2 separate regions of the Homo sapiens genome follow, and region 2 is linked to region 1. A link is an interaction called in ENCODE POLR2A ChIA-PET data of the cell type or tissue named here. Cell type or tissue: B cell. All regions are shown on one strand. Links, peaks and the distances in the headings refer to the core of each region. The heading gives the core; the rest is flanking DNA. Region 1 overlaps TPCN1 (two pore segment channel 1). Region 2 overlaps SLC8B1 (solute carrier family 8 member B1).

Region 1 (9,556 bases), core at 2,174-7,173:
TCCCGTCTCTATTAAAAATACAAAAAAATTAGCCAGGCGTGGTGGTGGGTGCCTGTAGTCCCAGCTACTTGGGAGGCTGAGGCAGGAGAATGGTGTGAACCCGGGAGGCGGAGCTTGCAGTGAGCCGAGATCACGCCACTGCACTCCAGCCTGGGTGACAGAGTGAAATTCTGTCTCAAAAAAAAAAAAAAAAAAAAATTAGCCGGGTGTGGTGGTGGGCACCTGTAATCCCAGCTACTTGGGAGGCTGAGGGAGGAGAATTGCTTGAACCTGGGAGGCAGAGGTTGCAGTGAGCCAAGATCATGCCACTGCACCACAGCCTGGGTGACAGAGATAGAGTGAGACTCTGTCTCAAAAAAAAAAAAAAAAAAAAGAAATCCAAATGTGTATCCAGTTGGTGACATGTCCACATGGAGAGGAACTATCCCACATGACCTTAAAACACAAGGCCAAGCACACTGGCTCACACCCGTACTCCCAGCACTTCGGGAGGCCAAGGCAGGAGAATGGCTTGAGGCCAGGAGCTTGAGACCAGCCTGGGCAACATGAGGCTACCCCGTCTCTACAAAAAATTAAAAAATTAGCCAGGTGTGGTGGCATGCACCTGTGGTCCCAGCTACTCAGAAGACTGAGGTGGGAGGATGGATTGAGCCTGGGAGGTCAAGGCTGCAGTGAACCATGACTATGCCACTAGGGCACCAGACCTAAGTCTTTGTCTCAAAACAAACAAACAAAAAAACCCACAGTAATCTGAATGTACATCATTGGAATGATGTTTCTAGTAATTATATCATTGGGATTGCTTTGCAATTGTTATCCTGGGACTGTGAGACAAAGCAAATGAATAACTGTGCCAGTGTAGTTGGGAACCTGGATATTTATTTTTTTTTCTTTGTTGGTGTCTGATTGTCTTCAAAGACAACCTGGATTTTAAGATTGAGAATCTAGGCCAGGCACGTGGCTCACGCCTGTAATCCCAGCACTTTGGGAGGCTGAGGCAGGTGGACCACCTGAGGTCAGGAGTTCGAGACCATCCTGGTCAACATGGTGAAACTCCATCTCTACTAAAAATACAAAAACAGCTGGGCGTGGTGGCACACACCTGTAATCCCAGCTACTCAGGTGAGTGAGACAGGAGAATCACTTAGAACCTGGGAGGCAGAGGTTGCAGTGAGCACAGATTACGCTAGCCTGGGCGACAGAATGAGACTCTGTCTCAAAAAAAAAAGGATTGAGAATCTAGACGTGTAAGATTGATGAAATCAGTCTTACACATCTAGATTCTTAATCTTAAAATTGCTGTAGGCCTGAATGTGAAGTATTAGCATGAACGCACAACAGTTTATCTTTAAAAAAAACAAAACCCTAGTTCTGTCCATGGAAAGGCCTAGAAACAATGACCAACCCAAGCAATGAGCACCCAGCACCTCGAATTGTGTCTCTAACACCATTTCCTACTAAAAGGAACCAGAGCTCCTTGGAAAGACCAAATTGGATCAAGCCTCTAGGTTAGTACTGTCCAAGGGAATTTTCTGTGACAATACAAATTTTCTTATCTGCACAATCCAATTGGTAGTCATTAGCCATTTGTGGCTATTAATCACTTGAAATGTGACAGCTAAGCTGAATTTTTCATTTTAATTAGCTTAAATGTAAATTGCCACATGTGGCCAGTGGCTTCCACACTGCACAGCATGGCTCTAGACAGAACTACCAAATTCCAGGAAAAGGCAACAGAGGAACATACAAAACCCAAATCCTGCTTCCTCACCTAAATGAGGTGAGGAAGAGAAGCCTATAGATTAAAACAAACTCAAGAGACATATCGACCAGTCAACTCTGTGGTTCTGGAATTTGCTTCCAAAAAATCTAGGTCTAGAGAGGATGATGAGCCGGAGTGAAGATACAGATGGGTGATGGGCACGGGGATGCGTGTGGTAATGTTCTCTTCACTTTTATACATGCTGGGAATTCCCCACAATAAAAAGTCAAACACAGGACTCTAGGACCAATCTCTTGCCTCTCCCGCTTCTAGAACAGCAAAGGACTCAGGGGGAAAGTGGCCTAGAGTGGAGATATTTCACACTTACACATGAAATACTGGAAGGCCTTGGACTTCACAAGGATATTAATACCTATTTGAAGAAAAGACAAGTTAAAATGTAAATTTACGCACTTGTTCCCCCTACTGTATCCTTAATTATTATTATCTCTTTCTGGGCAGGTGCAACCACCTACCACACTCTTCGTGCATGCAGGTAAGCATGGTCTTTACCCCAGAGGTGAAGAAAGGAGGGTCCTGCTCAAAGAGTGGTACCCATGCTTCTGCTCAGACCCCCAGACAAGACTGCACTGACTACAGCTGCTCTGGGGGGAGCCTGAGCAACCTGGAACCAAGATAGAGCAGGACAAAGCTCTCCTGATCACTGCTGAAACTGGCATGAAATTAAGGGGCAACTGTCAGGTAAATAATACGAGCACCCAATTTCAAATTTTCAAACTTTACACTACACAAGCATTATTCAAGGGGTCATGCAAAGTATACATCCTGCCATAAGAGGAGGGCAAAAATATATTATCGGGGTCGGGCGCAGTGGCTCACGCCTGTAATCCCAGGCCTTTGGGAGGCCGAGGTGGGTGGATCACGAGGTCAGGAGTTCAAGATCAGCCTGGCCAGCATGGTGAAACTCCATCTCTACTAAAAACACACACACACAAAATTAGCCGGGCATGGTGGCACATGCCTGTAGTCCCAGCTACTCGGGAGGCTGAGGCAGGAGAATCGCTTGAATCTGGGAGGCGGAGGTTGCAGTGAGCGAGATCGCACCACGGCACTCCAGCCTGGGCAACAGAGCGAGACGCCGCCTCAAAAAAAAAAAAAAAAAAAAAAAAAATATATATATATATATATATATATATATATATACACACACACACACATATATATACACACACACACACACACACATATATATATACACACACACACATATGTGTTATTGGATGAAAAGGCAGATTACAGAATGGAATATATAATGTCACCCTACTGTTTTAAAAATGCATAGAAAAATGGCACAGAGGGAAACACATCAGAGAACTAACAGTGGTTATCTGGGTGGTAAATTTCCATTTACTTCTAATTATCTCACTTTCAAGTTTCTTCAATGAACATCTTTGCTTTTGTATGAAAAAAGAAAAATACCCCAAATGTCTTGGTTGGGTTAAGTTACCCATTTTGGTTGGGTTAAGTTACCCATTTCTCTCCCAATCTGCTTCCTACCACCCTTACGTCCCTGCTGGGGTAATCACACTGTCTCTTCACACAGGCATTCAGACAAACACACACACACACACACCCCTCTGAACCTCTCCTCAGACGCTTATCTGTGGTCTCTGAAAACCTCCATCGGCCCCCAGCTGCCAACACCTGCCATACTCAAGCCCACTTACCTTTGAAGATGAGGAGCGCCGTCCTGGGAAGCTCATCAAACCAGTGCTCTCTGTTTTTCTTGGCCTGGTAGACAACAGGACCAAGAGGGAGGGTGTCAGGGCCAGGGACCAGGGCCCTGCCTGGAGCCAGGATGCTGGCTTCCTTTCCTGTTCACCCTGCTAAACTGGGGAACAATGTTAACCTTCAGGGATCTACATGACAACACAGCCAGCCAGTGTGTACCGAGCGTTTACAATGTGCCATGCAGAGGCCTTATTTTAGTATAGTCCTGAAATGAGGTTTGTCAGTAGGGATTATCCTTACGCCACTTCCCAGGTAAGACAAGCCTCAGAAAGGCTCAGTAACCCGCCTGATGTCACACAATAACCAATGGGGTCTAAGTAAGATTCGGTGCTGTTAACGATGACACTGTATCACAAATGTAAGGGCAGATTTGGGGGCTGGGGCCACCTGTGATCCCTGAAGTGTACCATGCCAAGCTGGGGGCTGAGCTGCTCTAGCAGGGAGAGAGCTGGATCTCGGGGTGCCCCTGCTCCTCACTGCCCCACGTGGGGACCTCTCTGTCTACTCCTTCTATGGTCTCAGAGAAGAACTCACCTTCCACTTCAAAGCAGCAACTTCGTAGATATCGTAAAAGTCCTTTAGGCTACCAAAAGCAAAATAAAAAGGGACAAAATATCAGAACATAGTTCCACTGTGCTTTGCTTCTCTTACTTGCCTGCCTATGGACACCTTTATGGGGTGAGGGAGGAAGAGAGGGGACACCATGTGAGTCCCAGCACAGCAGTGCTGGGGGATCCTTTACCTGCAAGCGTTTGGATCTCCTCTGACCTTGAGGTACTACAAATATGTAATCCACTTAAGTCTCCACCGATGGCACTAACTACGGACAGTGTCAGTGCCCTGGAGAGGCAGCTGCTGGAGCACTAGGATTCTTAGGAGGACGGAAACTTCACTTTTTAGCAGGGGCCTTAATGCAACACCTGGGACTGCAAGTTCAGCTCAAACAGGGCTTGTTCTCAGCTCCACAGCAGGCTGCTGTGGACAGGGCTTGGTCATCAACAGCCTGGAAGACCAATCCTACCCCTGGAGATCTCGGGTCAGTTCTCTGCGGCCGAGCCAGGTGTGTGCAGGGGATTGGGGAAGTATATTCACCCCTGTCTGTCCACCTGGCTCACATGGGACTATCCCACCCCACTGGGGGTTCGAGGGCCAGCAGCTGGGCCAGTCCACTTCATGAGCTCCTTTTTTCTCAAGTCAGCTTGAATTGGATTTGTGTTGGACTTTTGTCACTTGCAAAAGGCATCCTGATGAATCCAGTGTGTAAGTCTACATGGATAAACATCTGTGGAGGAAGTCTCTGACAAGCCTATAGGCCTGCCCACCTCAAGGGCCTTCACATGCCCCCGTTCACTCTAGACGTGAACACCTTGTCTGGCCATGCTGCCCCTACCAGGCATCTGCTCTTACCTGAGCAGGGGTGTGTTGTTCTGATTCAGGGCCTTGAAGGTAAGATAGCGCTCCCTGGCACTCATCCGGGGCTTGTAGAAGCGCATGAGGCCTTCAAACTGCCTGTAGGAGATGCCGGCAGGCCTCTGGGGGAGAGGGAAGAGCAGTGTGGAACCCAGGCTACTCCCCTTCCCTTGGGGCACCCACTCCAGATCCACTCCAGCTCTGTTCATTCTTCCAAGGGCAGGGTTCCTGGTTTCTAAAGTGGCTGGCCTGGCCATGCTTAGGGGCTGCTCTGGGCAAGGGAGGGAGGACAGGGACCAAGCCCCTCCCTGGCCCATAGTTCCTACCCTCTGGCTGATGAGCAGGCGGTAGGCATGCTGGATAGCGGTTCGCTTGTGCAGTAGCAAAGACTTGAACTTGCGTTTCTCAATGTCATTGAAGGTGTCGAACACCACAGCCAGAAGCTGTGGGAGAGAAGCACAGAGCCCTAGCTCAGGACCTTGAGTGGTTAGGGCAGGGAGTGCAGGGGGGTATGAGTTCATCATCTAGGCAAGGCTCTTACCCAGTCACCCCAGAGAGGCCCTGGGGAGACCCTCTCGCCTGCACCTCATGGGGTAGGAAGTCAGTCTCCCAAGTCTCAACAGAGGAAGGCCCTTTGTTCCGCTTGTAAATTTCCCTCTTCAGATACATGAAGGCATTGTTACTCCATCTTTCCCAGGTTCCCCTCCACTTTCCCACACTCCTTTCCCCAGTTCCAGCTACAGCTTGTCCCAGGCTGCGCAGGGGCAAGCCAGGGGAGGAGAGAGTAGCAAGAGGGGCGCATCTGGATTCTGAGCCCAGTCCGACTCCAGCCAGTGGCAGGCGGAGGCTGCCTGCCCACTGCCCTCCTGACCTCCGATCCAGAAGGACCCTTCCTCCCCCTGCCCCTTTGTTACTTCTCCTTGTGAGTCACTGCTTCACGTGTGGCCCAGGAAAAAGGGGAGTGAGAGGCTCTGCATGCAAGGAAATAACGTTCTAGAGTTGGCTAATACCAAAAGTTAGCTTATCAGAGGGGGATGGAAGGCCGGGGAAGAACTTGAAAGAATCCTTTTTAGAAACACTTTCTCTGTCTTTAAAAATGTTTTAAGGGAAACTCTCTGGTCCTTTCCCTCAAACTGGTCCCCCATTTTTTCCCTGTGGATCAAAGGTCAGCATGCTTTTTCTGTAAAGGGTTCGACAGCAACTGTTTTAGGCTGTGAAGGCCAAATGATCTCTGCTGCGACTACTAACCTGTGGTCATATCATGAGATCAGCCACAGACTATACATGAACAAATGGGCATGACTCTGTCCCAATGAAACTTTATTTACAAACACAGGCCATGGGCCAAATTTGGCCAGCAGGTCGTACTTTGTTGACTGCTGCCCTAAATTTTCACAGCTCTAAATATATTATGAATTAAATCAAATACAAAGAAGTACTCAACATATTTCTTCTTGGTTTTGAGGAATTAAAACAAGAAAATATTTTCTCAGGCCGGGCACGGTGGCCTGTAATCCCAGCACTTTGGGAGGCCGAGGCGGGTGGATCACAAGGTCAGGAGATTGAGACCATCCTGGCTAACAAAGCGCGAAACCCCATCTCTACTAAAACTACAAAAAAAATTAGCCGGGCGTGGTGGCGGGTGCCTGTAGTCCCAGCTACTCGGGAGGCTGAGGCAGGAGAATGGTGTGAATCCAGGAGGCGGAGGTTGTAGTGAGCCGAGATCGCGCCACTGCACTACAGCCTGGGCAACAGAGCAAGTCTCTGTCTCAAAAAAAAAAAAAGGAAATATTTTCTCCTTTTTAAGACTTAAATTTTGGCCAGGCACTGTGGCTCACACCTGTAATCCCAGCACTTTGGGAGGCTGAGTCGGACGGATCACCTGAGGTCAGGAGTTCGAGACCAGCCTGACCAACATGGCAAAACCCTGTCTCTACCAAAAATACAAAAATTAGTCGGGTGTGGCGGCATGTGCATGTGCCTGTAGTCCCAGCTACTTGGGAGGCTGAGGCAGGAGAATCGCTTGAACCTGGGAGGCGGCGGTTGCAGTGAGCTGAGATTGCGCCACTGCACTCCAGCCTGGGTGACAGAGCGAGACTCCATCTCAAAAAAGAGAAAAGGACTTAAAATTTTTTAGATTTCACAAGTCTACCTGGAAAAGATGATTTTCATTTCTATACTGGGCCTGACTGTGGTGACTGGTGTGAGAATGCTCTGCAGAAGCATAAAAATAAACACAGGACTCGATCGGAAGCCTCTCCCCGTTAGCTCTGCCATGGATGTGTGGTCTGGGCACCGGCCTAACAGCCTGGTGTCGGATGTGATCTGTGATGGCTGGGACACTCCTGGAGGCTGTCCACACCTCCACAAACACCCTCAAAGTTCTTTGAGCACAGAGGCTTTACGTTCTCCTTCACAGAACGTGTTCTATACTGGATTTTCTGATGGTTCCTGATAAGTGAGGTAGAAATACACAAGACATTTCTGGCACGTGAGTGCAACTGAACAGAGTGGTTAGGAACAGGGCTCTGGGATGAGCCTGGCCTGGCCACTCCAAGCTATGTAGCCATGGGCAAATCACACTGTCACTCTGACCCTCAGTCTCTTCATCTGCACATGGAGAACCATACTCACTACCTCCACGGTTGTGTTTATTTATTAAATTATTTCATCCTCATATGTAAAGCACTTTGCATAGTGCCAAGTGGCTAAGGCTTACTAAATGCCAGCTTTTATGGTTATTATAATATACTTGGCCTTCTTTATCTGTGGGTTCTCCATCCATGCATTCAACCAACCGCAAATCAAAAATATTCCAAAAAGAAAAGGATGGTTGTATCTGTACTGAACATGTACAGCCTTCTTTTTCTTGTCATTATCCCTAAACAATATAGTATAACAATTTTTTTTTTTTGATACAGAGTCTCGTGCTGTTGCCCAGGCTGGAGTGCAACGGCATGATCTCGGCTCACAGCAACCTCCACCTCCTGGGTTCAAGCAATTCTTCTGCCTCAGCCTCCTGAGTAGATGGGATTACAGGCACCCACCACCACGCCCAGCTAATTTTCATAAGTAGAGACAGGGTTTCACCATGTTGGCCAGGCTGGTCTCGAACTCCTGACTTCAAATGATCCACCCACCTTGGCCTCCCAAAATGCTGGGATTACAGGCGTGAGCCACCATGTCCAGCCCAGTATAACAACTATTTACATAGCTTTTACATTGTATTAGGTGTTATAGGTAATGCAGGATAATTTAAAATATATGAGAGGATGAATGTACACAGGTTATCTGCAAATACTCTGCCATTTTATATAAGGGACTTGAACATCTGTGGATCTTTGTACCTACAGGGGGTCCTGCAAACAATCCCTGTGGACACCGAGGGTCAACTGCTTATTTCTGATGTAAGAATGAAAAGGTCCCAGGGTTGCCTGGGTTTCACATCCAGCACTACCAGCATCAGCAGCATTGCCTTGGTGAGGACGCCACCCCCAGCAACTGGCTGAACTCCTGAAGTCCCGACAGGGCATTCCCTGCAACACCGCACCTGACTATGAATCTGGGACTTCCTGCCCCAACGTTCTGCCCTGAGAGGCAGAAGACAGTCCCCACTTCTCCACTCCCACAGTGCCTAGTGCTGCATGGGTAGGGGCAGGCTGCTTCAGCGTAGCCTGAGGCATAGTCACTCACCAGGTTCATGATGAAATACAGCTCGATGGAGAGGTACACGATGAAGAAGACGCAGGACCAGGGGTTCCGGGAGTAGGAGGGCATCATCACATCTGGGAAACTGTATTTGCAGAGGGTGACCCGGCGTGCTGTATCTGCCTGTCTCCATCCTCTCAGAGCACATGCCTTGCAGAGGACAGCTCCTTGTCTGCCTTCCCAGCCTCCAACCCTGGTTCCCCTACTCTCATCCCTGGGCTCCGTGCTCAGTGGGCCAACCCTGTCTCCCAATAGCACCACAGCACCTGCCTGTGCTGGGATGTGGAATATACTTGGCAGAAAAGAGAAAGAGACCCCAGGGCGGCAGCAGAGGACCAAAGGCAAGGCAGAGCCTGCACTTACTTGGCTGTGGTCAGAAGGACAAACAGACTGACGATGCTGTTCTCCAGGGTGCTGAAGTACTGCAAGGGAAGAGAGGGCAGAGAAGTCGGGACCAGCCAAGAGCACACGGCCATCAGGAACAGGCTGTGATGGGCCACCTGGCATGCCCTGCCTTGACCGCTCTTGCATCTCTCAAGGAATCCCTGAGGGAGGCAGAGGAAAGAGCAAACATGCAGTCCAGAGGCCTCCCCTTTCCTGCACCTGATGCTTCCGGCAGAAGCAAACTATTGACTTGGGGGGACTTTTTTCTAGGGAGTCACATGTCTGGGCCATTCGCCTGGCTCTCCCCCACTGCTCCTCTGCCAAAATATTCCAATGGTCCAAACCTGATCCTGGCGGCACTCCTTTCAAGAACAGAAAAGGGGATCCCCAGCTCTCAAGGAAGAAAGTGGTCAAGTCTGAGTGATGGGAACTCCCAGGTGCAATGCACACACAAGCTATGATGAGAAACCAGGCAGGCCCCCCCTTCCCCATATGGCCACAGGGTCACGCCGGTGACCCTGTCTGAGGGAAAAGCCCTCC
Region 2 (7,278 bases), core at 1-5,000, 54 kb before region 1:
CCCTCCCCTCAGGCTGCCAGTACATTGAGAAACACCTGCGCAGACTTAAAGAAAAAAACGTTTTTATGGGGTTTGGTTTCCTGATTGCAAAAATAAGACATACTCATCGTAGAACACATGAAAAAGCCAAAACAGGAAATTTAGTTTGCTGAGGACTTTTGTTTTTCCAGTTTAATTCCTTTGAAATATATTGAAGCCATTTTGGCCCTGGTCTTGAGGGAAGAGGCACATGGTGGTGACCAGCCCGGCCCCACTGCTAACCCGCGGTCTTTGAGCAACTCAACTTCCTTCTTGCCCTTAAGTTCCCTGTCGGAGGGGCTGTGGGCTCTGTGACCCTCTTGCTGTGTGACCTTGGGCAGGTTCTGGAATTCCTCTGCTGGGTGTGGTGGCTCACGCCTGTAGTCCCAGCACTTTGAGAGGTCAAGGCCGGCAGATCACTTGAGGCTAGGAGTTCCAGACCAGCCTGGCCAACATGGCGAAACCCCGTCTCCGTTAAAAATACAAAAATTAGCTGGGCATGGTGGTGTGTGCCTGTAATCCCAGCTACTCGGGAGGCTGAGGCAGGAGAATCACTTGAACCCGGGAGGCAGAGGTTGCAGTGAGCTGAGATCGCGCCACTGCACTCCAGCTTGGGTAACAGAGTGAGACTCCATCTGAAGAAACAAACAAAAAACAAAAAACACTCCTCTGAGCCCCTCTCCCTGCTGTGCAGGGTGGGGTGGGGGGCGGGGGGGTGACATTTCCAGAATTGTTCTGAGGACTGCATGAGGGAGGCGTGATGCAGGGGGGAAACAAGCCTGGCTTCACCTGTCTGTGCCTCAGTTAGTTCATCTGTAAAATGGAATGCTAGTGCTACCCCCGCTCGGCATGTCGTGAGGATAGAATGAGGTCATCCATGTAAAGCTTGGCTCCTTGTAAGACACAGAACAACAGCATTGCTTAGTGGGCTCTGTAAAATGTGGTGGGCAAGCCTCTCTACGTCTCAAACTGGTGGCCCAGAGGCCAAGTCCACCCCTAGAAGTAGAGTTTGTTTTGTTTTGTTTTGAGGGCTTCTGCAATCCCGCCCACTGCCCACTTCCCACATGTATCTCACCCACCTGCCCCAGAAGCCTGAGACTCTGAATCTTGGCTCAAGTCCCAAGTCCCTTGCAGCCCTGGCATTCTGGCCTCAGGCTGGGGGCCAGGTGGGACTGGGTAGGTTTTCATGGGTTCTCAGGAAGAAGGGCGTATCTGATCTGCACGCTGAATGGGCAGGGCCTTGGGCCCCTCCAGCGAGACTGTGCAGAACATGGTTTCTCCGTCAGCTTAACTTTGCTGCCGGGAGGCAGGAAGGCAGTTCCTTAACTAGAGTCTTCCAGCCCCTTTTGCTGTGTCCATGGGTTTTCAGTAATGTTGTCCCCCTTTCTCACTCCCACCTTGCAGGCCACCGGAGCCGCCAGCTGTTTGGAACTGAGCTACTGCAGAAAGGGAAGTGGAGAGTAAGGGCCAGGCCCCGTGGGGGCAGATGGCCGGCAGAAGGCTGAATCTGCGCTGGGCACTGAGTGTGCTTTGTGTGCTGCTAATGGCGGAGACAGTGTCTGGGACTAGGGGCTCGTCTACAGGAGCTCACATTAGCCCCCAGTTTCCAGCTTCAGGTGTGAACCAGACCCCCGTGGTAGACGTGAGTATCCCGGTAGGAACCTGGGGTTGAGTGGGGCTGTGTTCCTCCAATCGATAAATATCTATTGAGCATCTACTATGTGCCAGGCACTGACCGCAGCCTGGGATATACCGGGGAACAATAGAGACAAAATTCACTACTCTCAAGAAGCTGACAGTCTCCTGAACAGACAGATCAAGAAGTAAACTTATACACTTTGGGAGGCCAAGGCAGGAGGATCACTTGAGGCCAGGAGCTGGAGACCAGCCTGGCCATCGTGTCAAAACCCCGTATCTACTAAAAATACAAAAATTAGCTGGGCATGGTGGCAGGTGCCTGTAATCATCAGAACCCTGAGGCAGGAGAATTGCTTGAAACCGTGAGGTGGATGTTGCAGTGAGCCAGGATTGTACCACTGCACTCCAGCCTGGGCGGCGAAGCAAGACTCTGTCTCAACAACAAAAAAAAGAGAAGTAAGCATATACATTTCAGGTGGCGATGTGCTAAGTGCCCCGCACACAATAGCTAAAGTGGTATGGGGGAGGGCGTGAGCTTTTCCAACTATTTCAGATTGGGTGGTCACAGATGGCTTCTGTGAGGGGGTGATATTTGAGGCAAGCCAGCGAATGGAGAGAGGAAACCACCTACATTGACACCCCGGGGAAGAGCATTCTGGGCAAAGGGAACAGCAAGTACAAAGATTCTGGAGCAGGAACAAGCTTAGTGTGTTCCCGTAACAGCAGGGAGGCTAGAATGGATGGAACAGAGCAAGTGAGGGGAAGAATGCTAAGAGAGGAGGATGGAGAGGTAATGGCGGGCAGATTACAAAAGGCCTTACAGGCTGCGGCTAGGAGGTGAGAATTGTTTTGCGATAGTGGGGAGCCAATGGAAGGTTTTAAGCAGAGGGTCCCAAAATCTGTGTTAGTCGGAGTTCTCTAGTGGGACAGAACTAATAGGATAGATGTATATGTAAAGGGGAGTTTTTAAAGGAATATTGACTCACATGATCACAGGTGAGGTCCCGCAATAGGTCATCTGCAAGCTGAAGAGCGAGGAGGTCAGTCTGAGTCCCAAAACCTCAAAAGCAGGGAAGCTGACAGTGCAGCCTTTAGTCTGTGGCTGAAGGTCCAAGAGTCCCAAAGCTGAAGAACTTGGAGTCTGATGTTTGAGGGCAGGAAGCATCCAGCATGGGAGAAAGATGCAGGCCAGAAGACCAAGCCAGTCTAGTCTTTCCACATTCTTCTGCCTGCTTTTATTCTGGCTGTGCTGGTAGCTGATTAGATTGCACCCACCCAGATTGAGGGTGGGTCTGCTTTTCCCAGTCCACTGACTCAATTTTTTTTTTTTTTTTTTTTTTCGAGAACAGTCTCACTCTATACCCAGGCTGGAGTGCAATGGCACGATCTCAGCTCACTGCAACCTCCACCTCCCGGGTTCAAGCGATTCTTATGCACAGCCTCCCGAGTAGTTGGGATTACAGGTGCACACCACCACACCTGGCTAATTTTTTTGTATTTTTAGTAGAAACAGGGTTTCACCATGTTGGCCAGGCTGGTATTGAACTCCCACCCTCTCTCTTTCTCCCAGTGGTGGGAGAAAGAGAGGAGTTGTGGATGGCTCCAGGTTCCTGGCCTGATCAGCTGAGGGTGTGCTGGTGCTGTGATTTGAATGGGGAGCACTGAGGGAGGACCAATGACGACGCTGGAGTTAGAGGCAAGAGGCCTTCCTCCCAGGGCAGGGAGGGCACAGCCTGTTGAGACAGGCTACAGAGAACTTGCATCTTTCCGCTCTGATGTCTGTAAGGGGAGAAGAGGAGGTCACAGCAGATCTGGAGTGAAGGAACAAAAGCAGAGGACTGCTCAAGATGACCCCCTGGAGTGCCCTGTAGCTGCCAGGGACTGGAGTTCTCACCATTTCTTCAGCAGGAATCCCAAACTCAAACTGATGGGCTGAGAGCATTCAATGCCCACAGCAACTTTATGAGGCTGCAAAGTGCCTTCAAGTCCACCCTGTGAAACAGGCAACAGGCAATTAAGCCCATTTTACAGATGGGAAAGTGGTTTGTGGTTACTGTGGTTATAAAATTGAGTACCCCCTCTTGGAGCGTGCTCCTTGGGGGCAGGAAAACTGGGAGATCATACCAGATAATTGTGCCAGATAATCTCTCCAAGTTATTGAGCACTTAGATCAGCCTTGTGCCCACAAGTCCTCCCCCAAACCCCGTGAGGTGGGAGTGATTATCTCTGTGCTATAGATGAAGACTCCAAGGTTCAGGGAGGTGAAGGTGGCCAGGAGGAAAGTGGCAGAGCCAGGATGAGAACCCTTGGCTGCTTCATGCTAAATCCATCCCCTTCCCCTCTAGTCCACCGCCTCACAGGACAGATGGGGCAGCTGCCTTTCTGGAAGTCCCCACCATCCAGGGAGCCTGCAGGCTGGGAAAGGCCCCCCCAGCCCCTTACCTTAGGTCCTTTTCAAGTAGTCATTAATGCAACAAATAGTTATTGAGCACCTACTATGTGCCAGGGCCTGTGCCATGTGCTGAGGGGATAGCAGGAAGCAGAGAGCCTGGTCCCTGCCCCCCTGGAGCTTATACTCTAGTGGGGTCATGGATGAGAAGCAAGTTGACAAATCATTCCACAGGGTGAGGGGGAGGGGGGTGCTGCTTTGCTTAGGCTATCATGGAAGGCCTCTCTGAGGACATGACATTTAGACTGAGACCTGAATGGCTTATGAAGATCCAGGGGAAGTGAGGGAACAGTAGATGCAAAGGCCCTGGGGCAGGAGCAGAATGACAGATTTTGCAAAGTGGCTGGAACAGTGAGCAAGGGAGAAGGAAGGGAGACCAGGCAGGAGAGAACAGGGGCCCTGGGGACCACTGTAGACTTGGCTGTCAGTGGGAGGAAGGTGGGAGCCATGGGAGGCTTTAGAGCACAAGAGGATGTGATCTGATGTAAGTTTTTATAAGAATTCCAAGGTATTGAGTTGGTTACCCTTTCCTGTCCAGCCTGACCTCTGTGTGCACCTCTTTGGGTTTCCTGGGACTGAGTTAGTGACATAGGAAAGAGGGTGGGAAGGACTGGAAGGAAGTGAAGTCACTCCTTCCCTCCCCCAGACGCAGAGCAATCCCACCTTACTCTGTCTCTCTTGAGCAGAGAGCTGGGGAGGGGTCCTGAGGGACCTGGGGGAGGGCTGTGCAGCTCGGGGAGGGCAGAGCGAGACAGACTGCACAGTAATGTGATTTTGGAGGCCAGATTTGGGGGACCCACCTTGCTGACTCACTCTGCCATCAGGGAGATGGGGTGACTCCCTGCATCCTCCCTAGCTGACCCCGAGGACAGGGAGGAGGGAGGGCAGGAAGATAGTGAGAGGACAGGAAATGGAGGCTGCCCCTGCCCAGTTGGGCAGTTTCCTCAGGAGCTTCAGCGAGTAACTTTCAGGCGGAGCTGAGTTTGGAGCCACTTCTCAGTGGTGGGCTGTGTGCTCCTGGGCAAGCCACTTTGCCTCTCTGTGCCTCAGTTTTCTCATCTGTGAAGTGGAAACAATTGTGCCAACCTCCTGGGTCTCTGATGAAGACTGAATGGGTGAGATGATGCCCAGCACGGTGTGCAGCACAACTGTTAGGAGGGCCTACTCTGCCAGGCACTGTGCGAGACTTTAGTGGGAGGGGCAGATATTAAGCAAGTCTATGATCCTGCCTGGGTGCGGTGGCTCACACCTGTAATCCCAGCACTTTGGGAGGCCGAGGCAGGTGGATCACTTCAGGCCAGGATTTCGAGACCAGCCTGGCCAACATAGCAAAACCCCATCTCTACTAAAATACAAAAATTACCTGGGCATGGTGGTGGACGTCTGCAATCCCAGCTACTCGGGAGGCTGAGGTAGGAGAATCTCTTGAACCCATGAGATGGAGGTTGCAGTGAGCTGAGATCATACCACTGCCCTCCTGCCTGGGCGATGGAGTAAGACTCCATCTCAAAAAAGGAAAAAAAAAAAAAAAAGTAACTGGGAGGGCCAGCTAGGCTGGGAGTAGTCAGGGAGGGCTTCCTGCAAGAAGTGTCCTGGGAACCAAGAATTGGGTGGTGAATGTGGATTAAATAGAGGAAAAATAATCGTGGCACCAGGCAGAAGGAACAGCATGTACAAAAGCTGGACCAATGCCAGGAGGGTCTGGGCATTCCAGGACCTGACAGCTGACCAGACGAGCTTTACTGGAGACTGACAAGGGCAGAACACAGGGACCAAAAACAGGCAAAGGAGAGCTCTTCAGCAGCTGGAGGAGGGAGCACATTAGAAAGAGCCCCTCTGGTAAGATTGGGGGTAGGAGGCCAGATGAGAACCTCTGCAGTTGTTCTCCGTGCTGGTGGAGATGGAAGGAAGGGATGAATTCAAGTATTGTTTAAGAGAGAAAAATTTCTGGCCAGGCTTGGTGGCCCACCTGTGTAATCCCAGCACGTTGGAAGGCCGAGGCGGGAGGATCACTTGAGCCCAGGAGTTTGAGACTAGCCTGGCCAACAAGGCGAGACCCCTTCTCAACAAAAAATTTAAAAATTAGCCTCGTGTGATGCGCACCTGTGGTGCCAGCTACTCAGGAGGCTGAGGTAGGAGACTGCTTGAGCCTGAGTGGTTGAGGCTGGAGTGAGCTGTGATCACGCCACTGCACTCCAGCCTGGGTGACATAGACAGAACCTGTCTCTAAATAAATAAATAAATAAATAAATAATTAAAACTTAGATGATGATAATGCAACCTTTTTTTTTTTTTTTTGGAGACGTAGTTTCGCTCTTGTTGCCTAGGCTGGAGTGCAATGGTGCAATCTCAGCTCACTGCAACCTCTGCTTCCTGGGTTCAAGCGATTCTCCTGCCTTGGCTTCCCAAGTAGCTGCGATTACAGACATCTGCCACCATGCCCGGCTTTTTGTATTTTTAGTAGAGATGGTTTCACCATGTTGGTCAGGCTGGGCTCGAACTCCTGACCTCAGGTGATCCACCTGCCTTGGCCTCCCAAAGTGCTGGGATTACAGGTGTGACCCACCGCGCCCAGCCTATTTTTTTTTTTTTTTTTGAGACAGAGTCTCACTCTGTTGCCCAGCCTAGAGTGCAATGGTGTGATCTTGGCTCACTGCAACCTCCGCCTCCCGGGTTCAAGTTATTCTGCCTCAGCCTCCTGAGTAGCTGGGAACACAGGCACACGCCACCGTGCCTGGCTAATTTTTATATTTTTAGTGGAGATGGAGTTTCACCATGTTGGCCAGGCTGGTCTCAAACTCATGGGCTCAGGCACTGGGATTACAGATGTGAGCCACAATGCCTGGCCTCCATGTCCTTATCCCATTCCTGTCTAGGCTTGTGGGTGTTATTGCCCCCATTGTTCAGAGGAGAACACTGAGGTTAATTTACTTGCCCAAAATCACTCACCTAGAAGGACGCAAATTAGAATTTCAACCAGGCAGTTTCATGAGAGAGGAGGGCTCAGTAGAGGGAGCTGTACTGCCTCCCAATATGATTATTATTGTTCCTCCCAGAGGAGGAAATGGCAGCCCGCCTGCTTCCCTGGCCCCCATCTAGTGTCCTTCCTCCTTGTGCTGGGTGGGACCCTCTTTGTCAGAAACCCCTTGGGTGACTTTATCTCCCTGGGAAAT

The links. ChIA-PET counts read pairs that join two places held together with the same protein. Peaks named below come from ENCODE experiments on the same cell type or tissue, not always from the same donor. Only the 100,000 strongest peaks of a DNase experiment are listed, where the experiment ranks them.
Region 2: POLR2A ChIA-PET joins it to region 1 with 8 read pairs; 6 of 35 experiments call an interaction of 5 or more read pairs at or near these places.

What each region holds. Positions count from the first base shown.
Region 1 is chr12:113,272,730-113,282,285 of GRCh38, reverse strand. It overlaps TPCN1 (two pore segment channel 1), which reads right to left. Exons shown (of 28, transcript NM_017901.6): 9 at 8,996-9,054; 10 at 8,618-8,717; 11 at 5,251-5,367; 12 at 4,922-5,046; 13 at 4,049-4,097; 14 at 3,451-3,514; 15 at 2,091-2,135. Among named protein-coding and RNA genes, the nearest start is that of MIR6762, 14 kb to the left of the region's middle. RefSeq lists an enhancer at 1,424-1,593. In B cell, for the core only: no CTCF peak of the experiment used is centred there; no DNase peak of the experiment used is centred there.
Region 2 is chr12:113,327,105-113,334,382 of GRCh38, reverse strand. It overlaps SLC8B1 (solute carrier family 8 member B1), which reads left to right. Exons shown (of 16, transcript NM_001358345.2): 2 at 1,423-1,660. The coding sequence starts at 1,505. Among named protein-coding and RNA genes, the nearest start is that of SLC8B1, 4.4 kb to the left of the region's middle. In B cell, for the core only: no CTCF peak of the experiment used is centred there; DNase peaks (open chromatin) are centred at 292 and 2,092; H3K4me3 peaks cover 556 bases.